Linked DNA regions of Homo sapiens: region 1 is linked to region 2. A link is an interaction called in ENCODE POLR2A ChIA-PET data of the cell type or tissue named here. Cell type or tissue: OCI-LY7. All regions are shown on one strand. Each heading gives the region's core, and the rest is flanking DNA. Links, peaks and the distances in the headings are about the cores only.

Region 1 (12,060 bases), core at 2,441-10,440, 120 kb before region 2:
CAAAAAGATACCATAAATACAGTGAAACAATAACTAAAGTGACAGATGAGAAAATATTAACAGAACATATAGCTGAAAAAATTAATATTCACAAAAACTCTGTTTCTACAAATGGATAAGACAAGCAACTCAAAAAATAAAAAGCACAGAAGGTGAAGAAATCAACCACAAAAGGGTGAAATACAGTTGGCCAATAAATATAAGAAAAGATACTCAATCTCACTAATAGCCCAAGAAAGTATAGTAACACTGAGGCCCAGGTTAGGACTAAGGACTTCAAAAGCAATCATAGTGCTAGCAAGAGCATGGGGAAATAGGTATTGCCAATAGGAATAGAAATATGAATTGCTATACCTTTCTGCAAAGACATCAGGCAGTATAATTTTTGTTGCTGTTGTTGAGATAGGGTCTCATTCTGTCACCCACACTGGAGTGCAGTGGCAAAATCATGGCTCACCGCAGTCTCGACCTCCCGGGTCCCAGTGATCTTCCACCTCAGCCTCCCAAGTAGCTGAGACCACAGGCGCTACCACGGTCAGTTAATTTTTTTAATTTTTTTTTTTGTAAAGACAGGGGTCTCACTATGTTGCCCAGGCTGGTCTGTAACTCCTGGGCTTAAGCAATCCTCCTGCCCTGGCCTCCCAAAGTGCTAGAATTATAGGTATGAGCCACTGTGTTCGGCCAGTATAATTTTTTTTAAGGTGCATAACCCTTTGACCCAGCAATCCCACTTCTAGGAAATCACCCTATAAAAATAAAAGCCCTAACAGCAAGAAAATGAACAAGAAATGAACAGACAGCTCACCAAAAGGGATATGCAGATGGCCAACAAGCACAGGAAAAGATGTCCAACATCATTAGTCATTAGGGAAATGCAAATTCAAACCACAATAAGACACAACTACACACCTATCAGAATGGCTAAAATACAAAGTCATGACAAAATCAAATGCTAGCAAGGACACAGAGAAACTGGATCACTGCCACACTACTGGTGGGAACGCAAAATGGTACAGCCGCTCTAGATAAAACTAACTATGCAAATACCATACAACCTAGCAATGACACTCTTGTGCCAGTGAAATTATTGTTGGCAAGAAAGAAAAAGGTAGACTTATGAACTACTGGTAGAAATGTTTCGAAAGCCAGAGGCTGCTCTCTGACTCAGCAACCCAACTCCTGGAAACCTATACCAGAAATATAAAATCCTCAGTATATTAAAAAAAAAATGATGCTTAAGAATGTCTATTGCTTCATTGTCCATCATAGTAAAAATCAGAAACAAAGTCAGTATTCCACAGGCAACTGTTTGTACATCTGCAACATGCAATGCAATGTAGCCTTTTAAAAAGAATTATTAGCCGGGCGGGGGCAGTGGCTCCCACCTGCAATCCCAGCACTTTGGGAGGCCAAGGTGGGCAGATCACTTGAGGTCAGGAATTTGAGACCAGCCTGGCCAACATGGTGAAATCCCGTCTCTAATAAAAACACAAAAATTAGCCGGGCGTGGTGGCGGGCGCCTGTAATCCCAGCTACTCAGGAGGCTGAGACAGGAGAATTGCTTGAACCTGGGAAGTGGAGGTTGCAGTGAGCCAAGATTGCACCACTGCACTTCAGCCTGGGTGACAGAGCGACATTCTGTCCCAAAAAAAATAAATAAATAAAAAGAATCATTAGAACTATAACTTGGAGGCTGGGCACAGTGGCTCAGGCGCCTGTAATCCTAGCACTTTGGGAGGCCAAGGTGGGCAGATCACGAGGTCAGGAGATCGAGACCATCCTGGCTAACACGGTGAAACCCTATCTCTACTAAAAATACAAAAAGTTAGCCGGGCACGGTGGCGGGCGCGTGTAGTCCCAGCTACTCAGGAGGCTGAGACAGGAGAATGGTGTGAACCCGGGAGGCGGAGCTTGCACTGAGCCAAGATCGCATCACTGCACTCCAGCCTGGGCGACAGAGCAAGACTCCGTCTCGGAAAAAAAAAAAAAAGACCAGGCACGGTGGCTCACGCCTATAATCCCAGCACTTTGGGAGGCTGAGGCGGGCAGATCACGAGGTCAGGAGATCAAGACCATCCTGGCCAACATAGGGAAACTACATCTCTACTAAAATACAAAAATTAGCCAGGCATGGTGGTGCGTGCCTGTAATCCCAGCTACTCCGGACGCTGAGGCAGGAGAATCACTTGAACCAGAGAGTTTCAGTGAGCTGAGATCGCACTACAGCACTCCAATCTGGCGACAGAGTGAGACACCATCTCCAAAAAATATAAAAAATTAAAAAAAAAGAACTATAACTTGGAAATGTTTCAGTGCAGGAGTACCAAGATAAAAAATAAAAATGCACAGCATTATGTATGATTCTATTTTTGTAAAACAATGGCAATAAGGCTACATATATGTGTATATATACATGGCTATTTTATCTGTAAATAATTGTGTACGCATGGAAAAATATAGAACAAATAATTCTTGGTCATTAACATAAGCAACCCAAAGGGAAGGAAAACATACAGGACAGAAAAAACGGGACCCTCCCCCTCTCCCCCAAAAAAAATAGTTGACCAAAAAGTAAAAAGAAAAAAATTCATGCTTTGCAACAGTGATAACTCACAAGGCAGCAGTTTTCAAGGTACCATAAGTGTGAAGGTTTGAGAATAGCAGAAAGGTACATACAAATAATCAAATTAATCTTTGTACAGAGGAACCAGAAAATGGAAAAATAACCTATCTTTAAATGGTAAATCATAATTTCTGATGATTTTCTTTTTCTTTTCTTTTTTTTTTTTTTTTTTGAGACGGAGCTTCATTCTTGTTGCCCAGGCTGGAGTACAATGGCATGATCTCGGCTCACCACAACCTCTGGCTCCCAGGTTCAAGCAATTCTTCTGCCTCAGCCTCCTGAGAAGCTAGGATTACAGGCATGCACCACCACGCCCAACTAATTTTGTATTTTTAGTAGAGACAGGGTTTCTCTATGTTGGTCAGGCGGGTCTCCAACTCCTGACCTCAGGTGATCTGTGCTCCTCGGCCTTCCAAAGTGCTTGGATTACAAGCATGAGCCACCGCGCCCGGCTCTGATAATTTCCAAATGTTACTAATATAAACAATAATTGTCCTCCCTGGTATAGACAGATCTCCAACTCTTGGTCTAGATGCAAATGCTGCCTGGATACTCTTGGCGGATGAGGAATGACAAAATCAGGAACAGGTGCTGGCACTGAGAAGGAATCTGCTGCAGGAGCCAGTAAATCAAAACGGAAAAAGAGAATGGAGAAAAACAAGAGCCCCTGGATGCAGGCGTGAATAAATGAGACACGAGAAATCACATGAAGCCAATAGTCAATGGGATCTCCAAGTCTGGTCAAAGTCCACAGCCTGAGAGAACAAAAAATTCAAACCAAAAGCTTGCTTTAAAAAAATAAAAACTCAGCCAGGCACAGTGGCATGCACCTGGAGTCTCAGCTATTTGGGAGTTTGAGGAGGGAGGATCACTTGAGGCCAGGAGTTCAAAGCCAGCCTGGGCAATATAACAAGACCCGTCTTTAAAAACATTTTCTTAATAAATAAAAATAAAGGCCAGGCACGGTGGCTTATGCCTGTAATCCTAGCACTTTGGGGGGCCGAAGCGGGTAGATTGCCTGAGCTCAGGAGTTCAAGACCAGCCTGGGCAACACGGTGAAACCCATCTCTACTAAAATACAAAACAAAAAAAATTAGCCGGGTATGGCGGCATGTACCTGTAATCCCAGCTACTCGGGAGGCTGAGACAGGAGAATCACTTGAACCTGGGAGGCAGAGGTTGCAGTGAGCCAAGATTATGCCACTGCACTCCAGGCTGGGCAACACAGCGGGACTCCATCACAAAATTAAATACATAAATAATAAATAAATAAAAATAAATAATTTAAAAACCAATATATATTTCTTTTCATTCCTGCTTTCTGGCCAGCAGTGCATGAGACCACCCTTTTCTCCTCTCTCGATATATATATATATATATATATATATATATATATATATATATTTTTTTTTTTTTCCCCCAGTAGAGACAGGGTTTCACTATGTTGGCCAGGCTGGTCTCGAACTCCTGGCCTCAAGCAATCTGTCCCCCACTCAGCCTCCCAAAGTGCTGGGATTACAGGCGTGAACCACCGTGCCTGGCCACTAACAATAATCTTGACTGTTGTTTTGAGGTTTTGTCAGTCTGATGGGTGAAAAGTAGGCAGCTCACTGTTGCTTTAATTTGCATTTCCTTGACTACTAGTGAATTTCGGTGTCTTTATTTTCCTAATATATGTTTGCTGGCTATTTGGCTTTGCTGTTTTATGCAAAGCTTCCATGGTAGAGCCATGACATTATTTCTCAACCTCCACATCTGGGTAATCACTGAATCTCATCAAGGCTCAGTCCCAAACCTCAATCCTTCTGTCTCTTCCCCAGTCCCTGCTTCACTCTGCCCTCCAACCCCGGTTCTCCCAGATTCCATCTCACCCCACCCACCTCCACTCCTCCACCCACCCCAACCCATGCATCCTGGGCAGAAGCTATCTACCTGAAATGCAAATGTGACTTTGTCATTTTCTTTCTTTTTTCCCAATTGGTACCATACTACGCTGTAGGTACACAGTACATGACACGATTTTAGGGAAACCCAGATAAACATTTATGTGTGTCAGGAAAAAATATAACCAGCACCAGACCAGAGTAGACAGTGCCTTGGAATTCCACCTCAAGCCAACCTCTGGCTCAGATGGAACATAGAAATGGCAAAAATGGTGAAAATGGTACACAATGGCCTAAGTTTAAGAAATAATGCCCTGCCAGGCACGGTGGCTCACGCCTGTAATCCCAGCACTTTGGGAGGCCGAGGCGGGCAGATCACGAGGTCAGGAGTTTAAGACCAGCCTGGCCAACATGGTGAAACCTCATCTCCACGAGAAATACAAACATTAGCCAGGCATGGGGGCAGGCGCCTGTAGTCCCAGCTACTCGGGAGGCTGAGGCAGGAGAATCACTTGAACGTGGGAGGCGGAGGTTGCAGTGAGCCAAGACTGCACCACTGTACTCCAGCCTGGACAACAAAAGCAAAACTCTGTCTCAAAAATAAAAAATAAACAAAAGAAATACTGCCCTAACTGATGGCATTCCAATACTTCCCTGTGATAGCAGAGAAGAACCTGCTGACTTTCCAACTGATCTCCCAAACCAAACAACACTCATTCATGCACCCCACCACTTTGCCCCACATCCCTGCACTTTCACATCTGCTATTCCCTCTGCCTAAAATTCCTATCCCACCTATTTGACCGCTAACAACCCTGCTGTCGCCCTATGACAACTAATATTTATTACAGGTCACCATAATTGCCCACAATTTACATGTCCAACTCCCAGATTCAGTTTTGAATTTCTTGAAGACAGCAACCATCTCATCCAATTTGCATCGCCAATGCCAACATAGTACTCTATAAATAAATACCTGTTGAATGAAGGAATTAATGAGGCAATCCCTCCAACCTTCAGTTACTAGTAATTGTCAAAAAACACAGGTATGTCTAGTCATACAAAAAAAAGTTTTGAGTTTATTACGTTTTAACTGGGTGTACCAAGCAAATATTATTACAGCTAATCCTGACTATAACCCTAGCAAGTGAGTATCATTATTATTATCTGATTTTCCAGATGGTGCATGCGAGGTTTAAAGGAGCTAAGTCAGTCCAAAATTACACAGCTGGTAACTGGTGATTTGTGGCTGAAGGAGGCATGAAGGTAAGTATATCTGACACCAAAGCTCACACCCCATGCTCACCACCTCTCTCCACTGTCAGGTTCATGACGAAGATGACGGTGCTAACATAATGTTTATTATGGCCTAGGCAGTATTTCTCAACAACTATCAATATAAGTAAGACAAATATTAATTTAAATTTAGATATAAAAATAGGTTCAGGGCCAGGCATAGTGACTCACGCCTATAATCCCAGCACTTTGGGAGGCCAAGAAGGGTGGATCACCTGAGGTTAGGAGTTTGAGAACAGCCTGGCCAACATGGTTAAACCCCGTCTCTACTAAAAACACAAAAATTAGCTGGGTGTGGTGACACACCCCTAAAATCCCAGCTACTCGGAGGCTGAGGCACAAGAATCGCTAGAACCTGGGAGGCAGAGGTTGCAGTGAGCCAAGATCACGCCACTGCACTCCAGCCTGGGCGACAGAGTGCGATCCTGTCTCAAAAAAAAAAAAATCAGATATAAAAATGGGCTTAGATTTGTTAAACGTCCTGGAGGTTCCCCATTGCTAGAAATAATCTTTTTTCAAAAAAAAAAAAAAAAAAACCCCAAGCAATTCATTTAATCAAGCAGTAAAATAAAAGAGTATGCAATATGGACTGTCTACTACAGAGCCTCAAAGTGGAAATAAAGTACTTGGGGTAAGGGAGGGGGAGAGTCCAATTAATGAACCCCAGGATTTTTGGTCAGGATGACAAGAATCGTAACATCCAGTCAACACCTCAAACTAGTTAGAGGCTGGTAAGAAACTTGTGATGCAGGGAACATAAAAATCACATGACAAACATTCAGAGATATTTAAAAGAGAAAAAAAAGCCTGAAAAAGCCATTCCGTTTCGTAAGTCCTCTGGGGGATACACGTGACAGTTTTCAACTGCATTAAGAATAACATCAGGAACAACAAAGGGCAGCTGGTTTTGGTTTTTAGCTTCCTGAAAAGTCCAAAACTGATTCTAATTCCTCAAAAGGTTAAAAAAAAAAAAATCACCAAAACAAATCATTCTTTTCTGCATGCTTTGAAAGGAGAAGAAATGCTCTCCTATGATTTCTTCTGACAGTCACCTGAAAGTTCATTAAAAAGAGCAATTTCTTGTTTGTTTGTTTGTTTGTTTTGAGACGAGGTCTCACATCGCCCAGGCTAGAGTGCAATGGCGGGTTGATGACTCACTGCAGCCTCGACCTCCTAGGCTCAAGTGATCCTCCCGCTTCAGCCTCTTGAGTAGCTGAGACCACAGGCCTGCACCACCGCACCTGGCTAGCTAATTTTTGGTTTTTTTGTAGACATGGGGTTTCGCCATGTTGGCCAGGCTGGTCTCGAACTCCTGGGATCAAGTGATCCTCCCACCTTGGCCTCTCAAAGGGCTTGAGATTACAAGTGCGGGCCACTGCACCTGGCCATAATTAACAACTTCTAAATGCAGATGAATACCTGAAGCCAACTCACTGCCACCCATATGGCAAAGAGATCCAGTGTGTGAGTGTGTGGTAAATGTCTACCAAGTGTCAAAACACCTTACATATCCTTATAATGAAAATCACAACAGCTAACAATTACTGGAAACTTACTACCTGCCAGGCAATGTTTTAAGGGTTGCACATGAACTGACTCATAACAACCCTCTGAAGTGAATACCATTATACTACCCATTTCAGAGTTGAGGATATTGAGGTGCAAGAAAGAAACTTGCCCAAAATCGCAACACAACCCAGAACTGGCAAACCCAGGATTCAAATGCCAAGCTCCAAAGCCCATGCTGATTCCACTGCCCCCGTTAGCATTCCTGTTCATAATTTGAAGGGAAAACTTCCAGATCACGTCCTCTGATTCCGTATGGGACAAAGACGCCTTGGCGGAACAATCACGTTTCTAGTCTTTGAGGTAACTTCTAGGGCCTACAAAGCTCCTGGGCCATTATTTCTAGAGGGCAAAATATTCCAAAGATATCTTAAAGCTTCTTCACAGGCCAGTCTGACTGAAAGAACATGGAATAATTTCAATGAACCATAAGAACGAGTCTTTGTTCCTAGAGAAAAACAGAGCTAGAAAACACCACCAACAAAGAGAAGCGCGCATTTCAGAGCCCAGCGGCTGCCACCACTTCCTCCTGGGGAGGCTTCTCAGGACTCCATCTGAAGGAAAAAACAAGTCTCGCCTGCATTTCCCCTAATGTCAATACTGTTTTATGTTCCATGTGAAGATGGCAGCATCTCACGGTGTCCGTCTCTCACAAGATCAAATATACATATATATATATACACACACACACACACACACATATATACACACACACATATAAAAATATATATATACATGTATACATATATATATCTCTCACACACATACCCACACACACATACAAAAACATGCTCACACACATCCACCTTGGATTTTGTATTTTGGCAAAATACGGTGCACCATTTAGGCTCCCAAATCCAGCAATGGTCTGCTCTGTCCTGCTAGCACTGTCTCTACTCGAAACATTACTCATCCACCAACACCTTGGCAGCTTTTTTTCGGTGTAAGGATATGTACTATTATTTACTTATTTGTCTTGAATTTGACTCACTTTGTTCAGTTACATACACCTGTTTAAAAATTATTTTAAAATTTAAAAAATGGAAAGCTCCATCACAGTTGTAAATGGTAAACTAGCATCATATGACATAAAAACAGTAGCCTTAAAACTAAACATAGGCCGGGCGCAGTGGCTCATGCCTGTAATCCCACCAGTTTGGGAGGCTGAGGCAGGTGGATCACTTGAGGTCAGGTGTTTAAGACCAGCCTGACCAACATAGTGAAACCCCGTCTCTACTAAAAATACAAAAATTACCCAGGCCTGGAGGCGCGCACCTATAGTCCCAGCTACTAGGGAGGCTGAGTCAAGAGAATCGCTTGAACCCGGGAGGTGGAGGTTGCAGTGAACTGAGATTGCGCCACTGTACTCCAGCCTGTGCGACAGAGCAAGGCTCCATCTCAAGTTAAAAAAGAAAAAAAAAAAAAAAACTAAATACAATTAATGTAATAAATTTTGACTCTCTGCCATGGCCAGAGGACGGCTCTGAGCCTGATATCTGCACACTCTTTTAAAAAAGAGAGGCATACGAAAAACATATTGTTTTTAACTATTTTGAACAAGCTGTCATTTTTGTAAGTCAAAAATGATCCAGGCCGGGTGCGGTGGCTCATGCCTGTAATCCCAGCACTTTGGGAGGCCGAGGCGGGAGGATCACCTGAGGTCGGGAGTTCAGGTCCAGCCTGACCAACATGGAGAAATACTGTCTCTACTAAAAATACAAAATTAGCCAGGCATGGTGGTACACACCTGTAATCCCAGCTACCTGGAAGGCCGAGGCAAGAGAATCGCTTGAACCCAGGAGGCAGAGGTTGCGGTGAGCCAAGATCGCGCCATTGCAGTCCAGCCTGGGCAACAAGAGCGAAACTCCATCTCAAAAAAAGAAAAAAAAATTTCCTTGAAAAAGTAGCGAAAAGCAGGCCAGGCGCAGTGGCTCACGCCTGTAATCCCAGCACTTTGGGAGGCCGAGGCGGGCGGATCACAAGGTCAGGAGATCAAAACTATCCTGGCTAACACGGTGAAACCCCATCTCTACTAAAAATACAAACAAATTAGCTGGGCATGGTGGCGGGCGTCTGTAGTCCCAGCTACATGGGAGGCTGAGGCAGGAGAACAGCGTGAACCTGGGAGGCAGAGCTTGCAGGGAGCCGAGATAGCGCCACTGCACTCCGGCCTGGGTGACAGAGCGAGACTCCATCTCAAAAAAAGAAAGAAAAAGTAGTGAAAAGCTTTAAAAACAAAAGGAGAAAAAGGGCAGATGGCTGGATCAGAGAGCAGGGCATGTGAGGCCTCCAGGCTGTGTTAAGGACGTGGGTCTTTCTCCCAAGAGCAAAGACAAGGCAGCTGGGAGGTTTCAAGGGAGCATGAGGTGAGGGAATCTGCATTCTGCATTCAATGTGGTGGAAGCAGGACAAGAACGAATGGGAAGAGCCTAAGGCTGCAGCGGCCATGCTGTGAGATGCTGGTGATGGGGACCGCGGGCCAGGAGAGGAGTTGGAGGGAAGTGAGTGGATTTGAGCTCAACTCCAGGGCCGGGCCAGCTATCAGCGGTGAGGAAGGGAGGCAACTCATCTATCTTGTCAGTCCTAAGTTATTTTTAAATGTTCGCTGACTTTCCCTCTTGAGATTCAACTTTCTTCTTCTTTTTAATTATTTTTTTGAGAGAGTCTTACTCTCTCACTCAGGCTGCATTGCAACGGTGTGATCTCGGCTTACTGCAACCTCTGCCTCCTGGGTTCAAGCGATTCTCCTGTCTCAGCCTCCCGAGTAGCTGGGATTACAGGTGGGCACCACCACGCCTGGCTAATTTTTGTATTTTTAGTAGAGACGGGGTTTTGCCATGTTGGCCAGGCTGGTCTTGAACTCCTGACCTCAAGTGATTCGCCTGCCTCAGCCTCCCAAAAGGCTGGGATTATAGGCGTGAGCCACTGCATCCAGCCGAGATTCAACTTTCTCACAGAATAGGGACAATGATGTGGCCTTTCCAACATGAAGGTGGTGCCACCTTTACCCAAATACATTTCAAAGGTAAGACCAGGTCTCTGATATTAAGAAGGAATCCCACTGAGGTAGAGGAGAATAATTTTTTTTTTTAAACTCAGCCTCAAAAACCATTTAGTCACTAAATAGCACACAAGGGAGAAAGAACAAGTCATGGAACTCTAGCCGTTCCAAAACGTCTAACGTAGGCTATGGCATTTTGCCTCTCTGAATCTGTTTTCTCATCAGTAAAAAAGGGATAACCCAGGCACAGTGTGGCTCATACCTGTAATACCAACACTTTGGGTGGCCAAGGTGGGAGGATCACTTGAGTCCACAAGTTTGAGACCAGCCTGGGCAACATAGTGAGACCCCATCTCTACAAAAAATACAAAAATTAGCCAGGTATGGTGGCTTGCATCTGTAGTCTTAGCTACTCAGGAGGCTGAGATGGGAAGATCTTGAGCCTGGGAGGTTGAGGCTGATGTGAACCATGATCACACCACTGTACTCCAGGCTGAGCAACAGAGCAAGACCCTGTCTCAAAAAAAAAAAGAAAGGGTAATACTTCTGCTCCTTCTGAGGACTAGGAATCAACATAAATAAAATGTAGCAAAAGTAGTCACAAACTATAACTATTATTATTGCTTTTTTTTTTTTTTTTTTCTGAGACAGTATCGCTCTTGTTGCCCAGGCTGGAACGCAATGGCGCAATCTCGGCTCACCAAAACCTCCGCCTCCTGGGTTCAAGCACTTCTCCTGCCTCAGCCTCCCTGCTTAGCTAGGATTACAGGCATGTGCCACCATGCCTGGCTAATTTTGTATTTTAAGTAGAGACGGGGTTTCTCCACGTTGGTCAGGCTGGTCTCAAACTCCCGACTTCAGGTGATCCTTCCGCCTCAGCCTCCCAAAGTGCTGGGATTACAGGCGTGAGCCACCATGCCTGGCTATTATTATTATTATTATTATTATTATTTTAGAGACAGGGTCTCTGTCTATTGCCCAAGCTAGAATGCAATGGCACGATCATAGCTCACCGCAGCCTTGAACTCCTGGCCTCAAGCAATCCTCCTACCTCAGCCTCCCAAAGCAATGAGATTACAGACATGAGCCACAGCGCCTGGCCTATTATTAGTAATAGTAAGCCACGTACTCCTTTTAGCCATAAACAACAGTTATCACAGAAAGAATTAACTTTTTAAATTCTACTATAAAATAGAACATTTTCTATAACAAAGGTTATGGTAGTAAATTCTATTATATAGGTTCAGTATTCCTTATCCAAAATGCTTAGGATCAGAAATGTTTCGGATTTCAGATTTTTCCTGACTGTGGAATATTTGCATTATATACTTAACAGTTAGGCACGCCTAATCCAAAACTCCAAAATCCAACTGGCTTCCATGAGCATTTCCTTTGAGCATCATGCTGGTACTCAAAAAGTTTTGAATTTTGGAGCATTTTGAATTTCGGGTTTTTGGATGAGGGATACTCCACCCGTGTAAGAATACATTAACCCAACATTCAGAGCAGGATTGCCTCTCTCAGGAAGTGGACAGCATGGTAATGAAGAAAAGTGGTCAAGAAGTCATGGATACTTAGACACACACACGGCACACACACCCATACACACAGACAAACCAACCCGGCCAGGAAGGAGGAGTCTTTCCTAATTACCTTTGCATCCCAGACCCTGGAACAGTGATTGCACTGGA
Region 2 (12,060 bases), core at 2,084-10,083:
GGTGTGGTGGCATGAGCCTGTAATCCCAGCTACTCCGGAGGCTGAGGCAGGAGAATTGCTTGAACCCAGAAGGTGGAGGTTGCAGTGAGGTGAGATCGCACCACTGCACTCCAGCTCTGGGCAACGGAGCAAGATTCCGTCTCGTGGGGAAAAAAAGGTGTAAAGGAGCACATACCTCATTTGCTGTAAGTGAAAGGAAAAGCACCTGAATCTAGTTCACAGTTCTTCAGCTGCTTTTGCTCTTGGAAACTTCTCTTGGGGAATTTATAGTCTGTTGCCGCTGTGCTTTCGGAGTAATCTGTTAAAAAATTCTTTATCAGTAAAGTGTTTTTAAGTGGTTTTTTTTTTTTTTTTTGAGATGGAGTTTCACTCTTGTCGCCCAGGCTGGAGTGCAATGGCGTGATTTCAGCTTAGTGCAACCTCTGCTTCCCGAGTTCACGCGATTCTCCTGCCTCAGCTTCCCAAGTAGCTGGGATTACAGGCGGCCGCCACCACGCCTAGCTAATTTTTGTATTTTTAGTAGAAACGGGGTTTCACCATGTTGGCCAGGCTGGTCTCGAACTCCTGACCTGAGGTCATCCGCCCTCGCTGGCCTCCCAAAGTGCTGGAATTACAGGCGTGAGCCACCGAGCCCAGCCTTGAGGCTCATTTTCAAAAGGAGAAGGGTAATGAACTAGGATTTATGCCCCAAATTCATATGGAAGATTTAATTATGTATGTTAAAGGGTGCTGTTGTTTGCATATTTAGCCATTGGTTTTTGGTTTTAACCTATGGTTTGCATGTTGATGTTACTTTTAGATGCTGGCAAGTCAACCATTGGAGGACAAATAATGTAAGTCTGTATCTTTTGTTAAATAACAGAGTTAAATTGATGTAATGAATTTTAGGCATTGTAAACCTTCATACAGTCACACAAAGGAGATAAAACAGGTCCCCCAAAGAAAAATTAAAAATAAAATTACTGGGACACAATACTGATGTTAAGAAGTGATTTTTGGCCTGGTGTGGTGGAACACACCTATAATCCCAGCATTTTGAGAGGCTAAGGTGGGAGGATCACTGGACTTGAGGTCTGGAGTTTGAAACCAGCCTGGGCAAGACAATGAGACTCTGTCTCTACTTTAATTTTTTTAAAAGTAGTAGTTTTTGTAATGTGATTATTACTAGTGTTAAATGTGTTTCTGAAAGCTTTTTACATTTTTTAAAAATAAAAAATGAACACAGAACTCTAGATTATGGGAAACTTGGTCTCCTTTGCATATAACATACATGGGAATAATGACAACCAGCTCTTGAATCTGGTGAATGGGGGAACTGTTTTTTCCTCATTCATCAGCTCCTTAAATGTATATGGATTTAATAAAAGACAGGTAGACTAGCTAAAATGCTAAGATAATTTTTTGATCGTATTATAGAAATTTCCTAGGTATGAAATGACCGTGGCTGGCCTTTAGTAATGCATTTTAGTATTGACAAATCTTGATAACTAAAAAGTCCTAAATTTTTAATTGCTTCTCTAAATTAGACCCATTTCTTTGAACTGTGTCATCAGAGGACCTAGAGGGCTTGCCATCATCTTGCCTAGTTAAATTTTTTTTTTTTTTTTTTTTTTTTTTTTTTTTTTTTTTTTGAGATAGGGTCTCATTCTGTCACCAAGGCTGGAGTGCAGTGGCATGATTTTGGCTCACTGCAGCCTCGACCTCCTGGACTCAAGCAATCCTTCCACCTCAGCCTCCCAAGCAGGTGGGATCACAGGTGCATGCAACCAAGCCTGGCTAATTTTTGTGTTTTTTTGTAGAGGTGGTGTTTCATCATATTGCCCAGGCTGGTCTTGACCTCTTGGGGTCAAGTGGTCTGCCCACCTCTACTGCCTCCCAAAGTGCTGGCATACAGGTGTGATTAACCACACCTGGCTAATCATCATTGGTAATCTTGCCAGTTACTTTTGAACATTTCCACAACAGAGACTCTAAGACAGGCTGTTAAACAGGGGTCCTTCCCCAGGTCTCTGTGGTTGAAGTGTCACAGCCATATGATGTTATGTTTCAGGACAGTGTATATTTTTTGCTGATGGGCTGTAAGTTTTGGTGGCGTCACACTGGGTTTCTACATGCAAATGCTTAGGTGCACTGCACTATAGATGTCTACGTGGAGAACACAGATGAAAGCTATAGGGAAAGGAGAGCTTTGAATTGGATTGAGTCAAGGAAGTATGCATTACTAACGAACTATTTTGAAATTATTATCTCATTTTGACAAGTAATAAGACTTACTTGCCTAGACAACATTGTTGCAATTTTTTTTTCTTTTCTATAGTACCTACATTTACATTTACTTGTTATTTTATTTTTAAATTTACTTGGCTGGGCATGGTGGCTCATATCTGTAATCCTAGCATTTTGGGAGGCCAAGGCGGAAGGATCATTTGAGCCCAGGCTTCAAGAAGAGCCAGGACAATATAGTGAGACCCTCATTTCTATAAAAAATAAAAATAAAACTATATTTATTTTAAGAGACAGGGTCTCGCTGTGTTGCCCAGGCCGGAGGGTAGTGGCTATTTATAGGGGGGAGGATGATAGCGCACTATAGCTTCAAATTCCTGTGCTCAACTGATCCTCCTACCTCAGCCTCCCAAGTAGCTGGGACTACACGCTTGCACCACCATGCCCACCTTATATTTACTTAAAAAAAACAAACAAAAACAAAAAACAAAACCTACTATATTCTGAAATAATTTTAGATTTACGGAATGGTTGCAAAAACAGTACGGGAAGTTCCCTTCATTCATCCTGCCCTGATGTTGACATCTTATAACCATAGTCATTCATCAAAACTTCCTTATTACTGGTGAAATTAGTCATGATTACTTGGTTAAGGTGTCATCTGTCAAGATTGTCCACTATAAGGTTATTGTTTTCCCTTTTCTTTTCTTTTTTTTTTTTTTTTTTTTTTTTTTGAGACAGAATCTCTATCGCCCAGGCTGGAGTGCAGTGCAGTGGTGTGATCTTGGCTCACTGCAACCTCCGCCTCCTGGGTTCAAATGATTCTCCTGCCTCAGCCTCCCAAGTAGCTGGGATTACAGGCATGCACCACCACGTCTGGCTAATTTTTTTGTATTTTTAGTAGAGATGAGGTTTCACCATGTTGGTCAGGCTGGTCTTGAACTCCTGACCTTGTGATCCGCCTGCTTTGGCCTCGCAAAGTGCTGGGATTATAGGCCTGAGCCACCGTGCCCGGCCATTTTTTATTTTTTGTTTTTTTTGTTTTTTTTGTTTTTTTGAGAAAGGGTCTCCCTGTTGTTTAGGCTGGAGGGCAGTTGTGTAATCATGGCTCACTGCAGCCTCAACCTCATGGACTCAGGCAGTCCTCCCAACTCAGCTTCCCAAAGTGCTGAGATTACAGGCATGAGCCATCACACCTGGCCTGATTTTTTGTTTTTTTTAGAGACAGGGTCTTGCTCTTAAACACAGGCTAGAGTGCAGTGGTGGAATCATAGCTTACTGTAACCTCACACTCCTGGGCTCAGGTGATCCTCTCACTTCAGCCTCCCAAGTAGCTAGGAATACAGGCATGCATCACCACACCAGGCCAATTTTTTAATATTTATGTGGAGATGGTCTCACTGTGTTGCACTGGCTGGTCTCAAACTCCTGGCCTCAAGGGATCCTCCCACCTCAGCCTCCCAAAGTGCTGGGATTACGGGCATGAGCCATCACACCAGGCCACTTTGTCTGTTAATTCGAGACTGTAAATATCCTTTTTCCACTTACACTTTCCATAATTTTAGCATCCACCAGTGGTTCCTTTACTTTAACTATTTTCTGGCCAGGCGTGGTGGTTCTCATGCCAGTATTCCCAGCACTTTGGGAGGCTGAGGCTGGCAGATCACTTGAGGTCAGGAGTTCGAGACCAGCCTGACCATGGTGAAACCCAGTCTCTACTAAAAATACAAAAACTTAGCCAGGCATGGTGGCACACGCCTGTAATCCCAGCTACTTGAGAGGCTGAGACAGGAGAATCGCTTGAACCCAGGAGGAGGAAGTTGCAGTGAGCTGAGATCACGCCACTGCACTCCACCCTAGGCGACAGAGCGAGACCCTGTCTCAAAAAAAAAAAAAAAATATGGCCAGGCGTGGTGGCTCACGCCTGTAATCCCAGCACTTTGGGAGGCTGCGGCAGGTGGATCACCCAAGGTCAGGAGTTCGAGACCAGCCTGGCCAACGTAATGAAACCCCATCTTTACTACAAGTACAAAAATTAGCCGGGTTTGGTGGTGGGTGCCTGTAATCCCAGCTACTCAGGAGGCTGAGGCAGGAGAATCACTTGAACCCAGGAGGCAGAGGTTGCAGTGAGCCGAGATTGTGCCATTGCACTCCAGGTGGATGACAAGAGCGAAACTCTGTCTCAAAAAAAAAAATATATATATATATGTAATATATATATTTTATATAAAAATGTGTAATATATTTTATATAAAAATATGTTATATATGTTATATATATATTTTATATTTTTTTAGACAGACACACACATATAAAATAACTATTTTCTGACGTTGAAATTTTCGACAATTTTCACGTTTTCCTAATTCCACTGAGTAATTTGTGAGTAATTGTTTACTTTTTTTTTTCTTTAAATGTTTTCAGGTATTTGACTGGAATGGTTGACAAAAGGACGCTTGAAAAGTATGAAAGAGAAGCTAAAGAGAAAAACAGAGAAACTTGGTATAGTAAACTTTTATGACACTTATAAATTACTTTTAAGGAGACGATGCCCACTTAGTGCTTTTGGAGCCTGTTAAAATATAAATTGTTGAAGTCTAAAATCGTATCACAACAAAGGAAATTTCCCCTCTCCTCATAATACACAGTAGATGAGTTCCTAATGCTTTAATAACTTACACAGAGAAATTTGGAAACAATCCATATATCTGGTGATAGACTTGTTGAAAATACTATAAACCATCCATTTAATTGGGTGATTTTGCAACCACTGAAAACTTACATTTACATAATTTATAGTAACCATGAATAGAACTTGCGTTGTGGTGGCAGTTGGGGGGAAGCAGGAAACATCCCTGTACTTAAGATATGACCATTATATAAATAAATGCTGGAAATAAAATGGAATGGAATTATTGACAGTGGTTGCCTTTGAATGGTGAGACAGTCAACTTTTTTGTTTTCTAACCTTGTTACTTTTATTTTTAAAAAGTTAGCAAGCCTTACCTCAATGGGATATTGACAGTCATTTTTTTAAAATAAAATTATATTCCTCTAAAATAAGCGGGAGAAATGCTAGTCAGTGTTGTTATAAAAAATTGAGGACATGCTGTGAAGATGATGAGGTAAGCTAAATTAATGCCCACTATTACGGATGGTTTGAATTTATATGAATTTTTGCCTGGCAGTGTGATATTGAAGCAATTTTTAGCAAGTAACCATTGCTCCCACATGGTGCGTTAGTGGCTTTCAGTTTTCAAAAATATCTGAGGACAGTTATTTTTTATTTTATTAAAAAGTTTTAGTCCTGGCACAGTGGCTTAAGCCTGTAATCTCAGCACTTTGGGAGGCCAAGACGGGCGGATCACGAGGTCAGGAGATCGAGACCATCCTGGCTAACATGGTGAAACCCCGTCTCTACTAAAAATACAAAAAATTAGCTGGGCAAGGTGGCAGGCACCTGTAGTCCCAGCTACTTGGAAGGCTGAGGCAGGAGAATGGCGTGAACCCGGGAGGCGGAGGTTGCAGTGAGCCGAGATTGCACCACTGCACTCCAGCCTGGGCAACAGAGTGAGACACCATGTCAAAAAAAAAAAAAGAAAAAAGGAAAACAACTTTTATTGGGCCAGGCGCGGTGACTCAAGCCTGTAATCTCAGCACTTTGGGAGGCAAGGCAGGCAGATCACACCTGAGGTCAGGAGTTCGAGACCACCCTGGCCAATATGGTGAAACCCTGTCTCTACTAAAACTACAAAAATGGCCGGGCACAGTGTCTCACGCCTGTAATCCCAGCGCTTTGGGAGGCCGAGGCAGGCGGATCACCTGAGGTCAGGAGTTCGAGACCAGCCTGACCAACATGGAGAAACCCTGTCTCTACTAAAAATACAAAATTAGCTGGGCATGGTGGCGCATGCTCTAATCCCAGCTACTCGGGGGGCTGAGGCAGGAGAATCACTTGAACCTGGGAGGCGGAGGTTGCGGTGAGCCGAGATGGTGCTGCTGCACTCCAGCCTGGGCAACAAGAGCTAAACTCCATCTCAAAAAATATATATACAAAAAGTAGCCGGGCGTGGTGGTGGGCACCTGTAATCCCAGCTACTTGGGAGGCTGAGGCAGGAGAATAGCTGGAACCTGGGAAGCAGAGGTTGCAGTGAGCCGAGATGGTGCCACTGCACTCCAACCTGGCCAGAGCAAGACTCCCATCTCCAAAAAAAAAAAAAAAAAAAAAAAAAAAGAAGAAGAGGGGTGGGGGTGCCGGGCACGACCTAGGCTCTGTTGCCCAGGCTGGAGTGTAGTGGCTCCATCTCCACTCACTGCAAGCTCCACCTCCTGGGTTCACACCATTCTCCTGCTTCAGCCTCCCAAGTAGCTGGGACTACAGGCACCCGCCACCACGCCTGGCTAATTTTTTGTATTTTTAGTAGAGACAGGGTTTCACCGTGTTAGCTACGATGGTCTCAATCTCCTGACCTTGTGATCTGCCTGCCTCAGCCTCCTAGAATGCTGAAATTACAGGCGTGAGCCACAGCATCCATCCAAAAAAGTTTTATTATTACCCTTTAACTCTCAAGACAGCCATTATTTGTGTTGTATTTTGTGCCATGTGAGTATAAAAATGAAGTAATAAGGGAGCTCATTATCACTTAACACACAGTGATATTGGCATTTGTAGTTAGTCTTTCTGTGTAGTCAACTTGCCATAAAGTTCTAGATGGTATAATTGACTGCGTTTATATAAAAGCTCTAAGGGTTTGAATCAAAATAATACATTCTTTCAGTTTTATTTTATTTATTTATTTTTTTGAGACGGAGTCTCACTGTGTCACCAGGCTGGAGTGCAGTGGCGCGATCTCAGCTCACTGCAACCTCCGCCTCCTGGGTTCAAGCGATTCTCCTGCCTCAGCCTCCCGAGTAGCTGGGACTACAGGCGCCCGCCACCATGCCCAGCTAATTTTTGTATTTTTAGTAGAGATGGGGTCTCACCATGTTGGCCAGGATGGTCTCAATCTCTTGACCTCAGGTGATCCGCCTGCCTTGGCCTCCCAAAGTGCTTGGATTACAAGCATGAGCCACTGCACCTAGCCCTTTTTTTTTTTTTTTGAGAGACAGAGTCTCCCTCTGTTGCCCAGCCTGGAGTGCGATGGCACGATCTTGGCTCACTGCAACCTCTACCTCCCAGCTTCAAGCGATTGTCCTGCCTCAGCTTTCGAAATAGCTGTGACTACAGGTGTGCACCACTATGCCCAACTTTTGTATTTTTAGTAGAGATGAGGTTTCATCATATTAGCCAGGCTAGTCTCGAACTCCTGACCTCAGGTGATCTGCCAGCCTCGGCCTCCCAAAGTGCTGGGATTACAGGCGTGAGCCACTGCGCCCAGCCCTATTCTTTCAATTTCTTTGTTTTCTTTTGAGACGGAGCCTTGCTCTGTCGCCCAGGCTGGAGTGCAATGGCACGGTCTTGGCTCGCTGCAACCTCCTCCTCCCAGGTTCAAGCGATTCTCCTGCCTCAGTCTCCTAAGTACTACAGGTGGGCTCCTCCACACCCAGCTAATTTTTGTATTTTCGGTAGAGACAGGGCTTCACCATGTTGGTCAGGCTGGTGTCGAACCCCTGACCTTGTGATCCGCCGCCTTGGCCTCCCAAAGTGCTCAGATTACAGATGTGAGCCACCGCACCCGGCTCAATTTTCATTTCACCAATCTTGTTCGTGATTTAGGTGTTGTGTGTCATCCATTATATCTTTAATGGTGAAGAATATCCTAAAAACTCTGATGTTCTTAGGAATATTGTTCTTTTTTTAAAAATTATTTCAGGTACTTGTCTTGGGCCTTAGACACAAATCAGGAAGAACGAGACAAGGGTAAAACAGTAGAAGTGGGTCGTGCCTATTTTGAAACCGAAAAGAAGCATTTCACAATTCTAGATGCCCCTGGCCACAAGAGTTTTGTCCCAAATATGATTGGTGGTGCCTCTCAAGCTGATTTGGCTGTGCTGGTAAGAAAGACATTTCCAGTCCATCTGTATATTTGTTAGTAGCCCCGCTTATATCTTTAAATTTGAATTTATCTTCTAAAAGCTCAAATTCAGGTTGCAGTGAAATATAATGATGTACACGGTCACAGTTTTCATCATACTAATCTCTCTTCAAGAAATCTTCAAAATTTGATTTACTTCTGAAAATACGTTTCACCTTTTCTCTCCTGTTGCTATTATCTATTACCATGTCAGAACTTAGTCTCCATTAAATGCCAAGCCCACCGTTAGGCACCATGGGTAAAAAATGAATAGGAAACCATCTGTTTCATACGGTCTTCAGTCATTTTGCGCTTTTCACAATGTACTGGTAGTAGATCACAATTTTTTTTCCTTTGTAGTTACAATAGCTAGAAAGTAAATGTTGGAATTTTAAAATATGCAGGTATACTAGATTTTGGGAATGTGGGGGATTGGAAGCATCTAGACATTGTTTGATTTGTGACATTCAAAAGCAGGTACGTCATAACTCGTTTGCTTCTATTTTCTTGCAAAAAAAAAAAAAAAAACTCGTGATATAACTGAAAGGAAAGATGTTTTACTGCCATAAGGGTATGCCTGAAGGCGAAGGAGTAAACTGTTTCCTTTCTTGGAATTAGGTAATCTCAGCCAGGAAAGGAGAGTTTGAAACTGGATTTGAAAAAGGAGGACAGACAAGAGAACATGCAATGTTGGCAAAGACAGCAGGTGTAAAACACCTAATTGTGCTAATTAATAAGATGGATGATCCAACAGTAAATTGGAGCAATGAGAGGTGAGCGTAGATGTCTGGTATTTTATGTTAGTGGGATTAAGGATGGTTTTGTTATTGTACGACTTTTTCTCTAGGGTTTTTCTAAACCTTAATCTGTTTACTTAGGAAACTAGAGTTCTTGGTTTACATTATAATTGAGTTATTTTGGTTACATTATAATTGCAGATATGAAGAATGTAAGGAGAAACTAGTGCCATTTTTGAAAAAAGTTGGCTTCAATCCCAAAAAGGACATTCACTTTATGCCCTGCTCAGGACTTACTGGAGCAAATCTCAAAGAGCAGTCGGATTTCTGTCCTTGGTACATGTAAGTAACTGTTTTTTCCTTTTTTTAAAAAGGAAAAGGATGTTATTACTTAAATTACTTATAAAGACATATGCTGAGTAACATGTTAACATATGCTTTTGAGCATATATCTTTATAAGTAATTTAAGAAAATATTAAATGTAACCTTGGCTTTAAAAATACTAAGATCTTTGCCCATTTTTAAACTGGGTTGTCATTTTGTTACTGAGTCCTAAGAGTTCTTTTTAATACTGGCTACCAGTCCCTTATCAGCTACAATATGATTATAGCAAGTATTTTCTCCCACTTTATGGATTGCCTTTTTTCACTTCTCGATGGTGTCCTTTGAAGCACAAAAGGTTTTATTTTTGAAGTTTTTTACATTTAGATATGTATTTGATTTTGAGTTAACTTTTGTGTAAGATGTAAGGTCTATGTGTAGGTTTGTTTTGTTTTTGTATATTAATTGTTTACACACAATTTGTTGAAAAGACTATTCTTTTTTCATTGAATTGATTTGGCTCCCTCTTTGAAAATCAAATGACCATAAATACGAGTTTATTCTTGAACTCCGTGTTTCTTTTTTTTGGTTTGTTTTTTTGAAACAGGTTTTCACTCTGTTAACCAGGCTGGAGTGCAGTGGCATGATCTCGGCTCACTGCAACCTCTGCCTCCCAGCTCAAGAGATCCTCCCACCTCAGCCTCCCAAGTCGTAGGGACTGTAGGCACATGCCACCGCACCCGGCTGATTTTTGTATTTTTAGTAGAGACAGATTCACCATGTTGCCCAGGCTGGTGTCGAACTCCTGGGCTCAAGAGATGCACCTGCCTTTCGGCCTCCCAAAGTGCTGGGATTATAGGCATGAGCCACTGCACGCAGCCAATACTGTATGTTTAAAGGGGAAATTATTTTATAGAATCTTGGTTTCATAGCTGGAAAAGTCCATAAAAAGTAATATAGTCAATTTATTACATGTAGGCTATTTGCTATAAAATATTTCTCTAAATTTTAATAAGTTTATGAGGAAGCCTTATACTGAGCAGTTTTATAATAGTTTTCTGTGGAATAAGTGAGATGAAATGGATAATAAAGTGGTTGAATGGGAAGAATACATGAGTAGAATGAAAATATTATTAGAAGCTGTTTATAGTCATGTAACTTAACATTTTGATATTTATGTTGACTTCCTTTAATGGCTTTGTTGTTATGTTCTCAGTGGATTACCGTTTATTCCATATCTGGATAATTTGCCGAACTTCAATAGATCAGTTGATGGACCAATCAGGCTGCCAATTGTGGATAAGTACAAGGTACCCAAAATGTTAAAGAAATTGGGTTTCCTGGGAGGGGAAATCATTGTTGTGCATTTTGTTTCTAGTTTTGAAAACTTTTTTTCTTTTCTTTTCTTTCTTGTTTTTTTTTTGACAGAATCTTGCACTCTGTCCCCCAGGCTGGAGTGCAGTGGCGCGATCTCAGCTCACTGCAAGCTCTGCCTCCTTGGTTCAAGTGATTCTCCTGCCTCAGCCTCCTGAGTAGCTAGGACTACAGGCTCCCGCCACCACGCCCAGCTAATTTTTTATATTTTTAGTAGAGACGGGGTTTCACTGTGTCAGCCAGGATGGTCTCGATCTCCTGACCTTGTGATCCACCTGCCTCGGCCTCCCCCAAGGTGCTGGGATTACAGGCGTGAGCCACCGTACCTGGCCTTCTTTTTTTTTTTTTTTTTTGAGACGGAGTCTCACTCTGTCACCCAGGCTAGAGTGCAGTGGTGTGATGTCAGCTCACTGCAACCTCTGCCTCCCAGGTTCAAGAGATTCTCCAGCCTCAGCCTCCTGAGTAGCTGGGACTACAGGCGTGTGCCACCGCATCCAGCTAATTGTTTTTTGTATTTTTAGTAGAGACCGGTTTTCACCATGTTGGCCAGGCTGGTCTCGAACTCCTAACCTCAGGTGATCCGCCCGCCTTGGCTTCCCAAAGTGCTGGGCTTACAGGCATGAGCCACCATGCCCGGTCCAAAAACTTTATTAACAACATAACATTGATGTCTTTTTCTTAATGGCTTTATATTAGTGGTATAGATAGACCATAATTTATTCAACAAGTTTAGTTTATTTTAGCTGTTTCCCGATGAGCCAGGGATCATATCTTAGTGATAAACTCATAGATGTAACTGCTGGGCTCAAAGGATTTTCTTATTAAAGTTGATGCATATTGGTAAATAGCATCGCAAAAATACTGTGCTAACTTCTGTCACCACTAGCAGCATGAGTGTTAGTTTTACCACAGCCTCACCAGCACTGGATGTTCGTCTTAAAAAAAATAAACTTCCTTGTTTTTAACTGGATTTCCAACTTGAATTTTTAAGTTTTGCGGTATCAATGTATGTAATGTTTTCCCCTCCTCAAATACATTATTCTTTAATTAGCTCCGTTCTAAATTTCTTTAACAAGTATTGCTTTTTCCAATTTTATATATGAGGAAACAGGCCTAGAGATCAGGAGAACCTGAATTTGTACAAACAGTTCAGATCTTCCAACATAAACTTCTGTGTTGTTTTCTGCACCTTTTTTTTTTTTTTTGAGATGGAGTCTCGCTGTTTCACCAGGCTGGAGTGCAGTGGCATGATCTCGGCTCACTGCAACCTCCGCCTCCTGGGTTCAAGCGATTCTCATGCCTCAGCCTTCCGAGTAGCTGGGATTATAGGCAGGTACCACCACACCCAGCTAATTTTTGTATTTTTAGTAAAGACGGGGTTTCACCATGT

The links. ChIA-PET counts read pairs that join two places held together with the same protein. Peaks named below come from ENCODE experiments on the same cell type or tissue, not always from the same donor. Only the 100,000 strongest peaks of a DNase experiment are listed, where the experiment ranks them.
Region 1: POLR2A ChIA-PET joins it to region 2 with 5 read pairs; 3 of 35 experiments call an interaction of 5 or more read pairs at or near these places.

The regions. Positions count from the first base shown.
Region 1 is chr16:12,005,468-12,017,527 of GRCh38, reverse strand. The region is part of intron 3 of SNX29 (sorting nexin 29); the gene reads right to left. Among named protein-coding and RNA genes, the nearest start is that of SNX29, 35 kb to the right of the region's middle. In OCI-LY7, for the core only: no CTCF peak of the experiment used is centred there; a DNase peak (open chromatin) is centred at 6,667.
Region 2 is chr16:11,883,727-11,895,786 of GRCh38, reverse strand. GSPT1 (G1 to S phase transition 1) reads left to right here. Exons shown (of 15, transcript NM_002094.4): 5 at 800-833; 6 at 4,648-4,725; 7 at 8,037-8,217; 8 at 8,856-9,010; 9 at 9,176-9,316; 10 at 10,513-10,606. Among named protein-coding and RNA genes, the nearest start is that of GSPT1, 26 kb to the left of the region's middle. In OCI-LY7, for the core only: no CTCF peak of the experiment used is centred there; no DNase peak of the experiment used is centred there.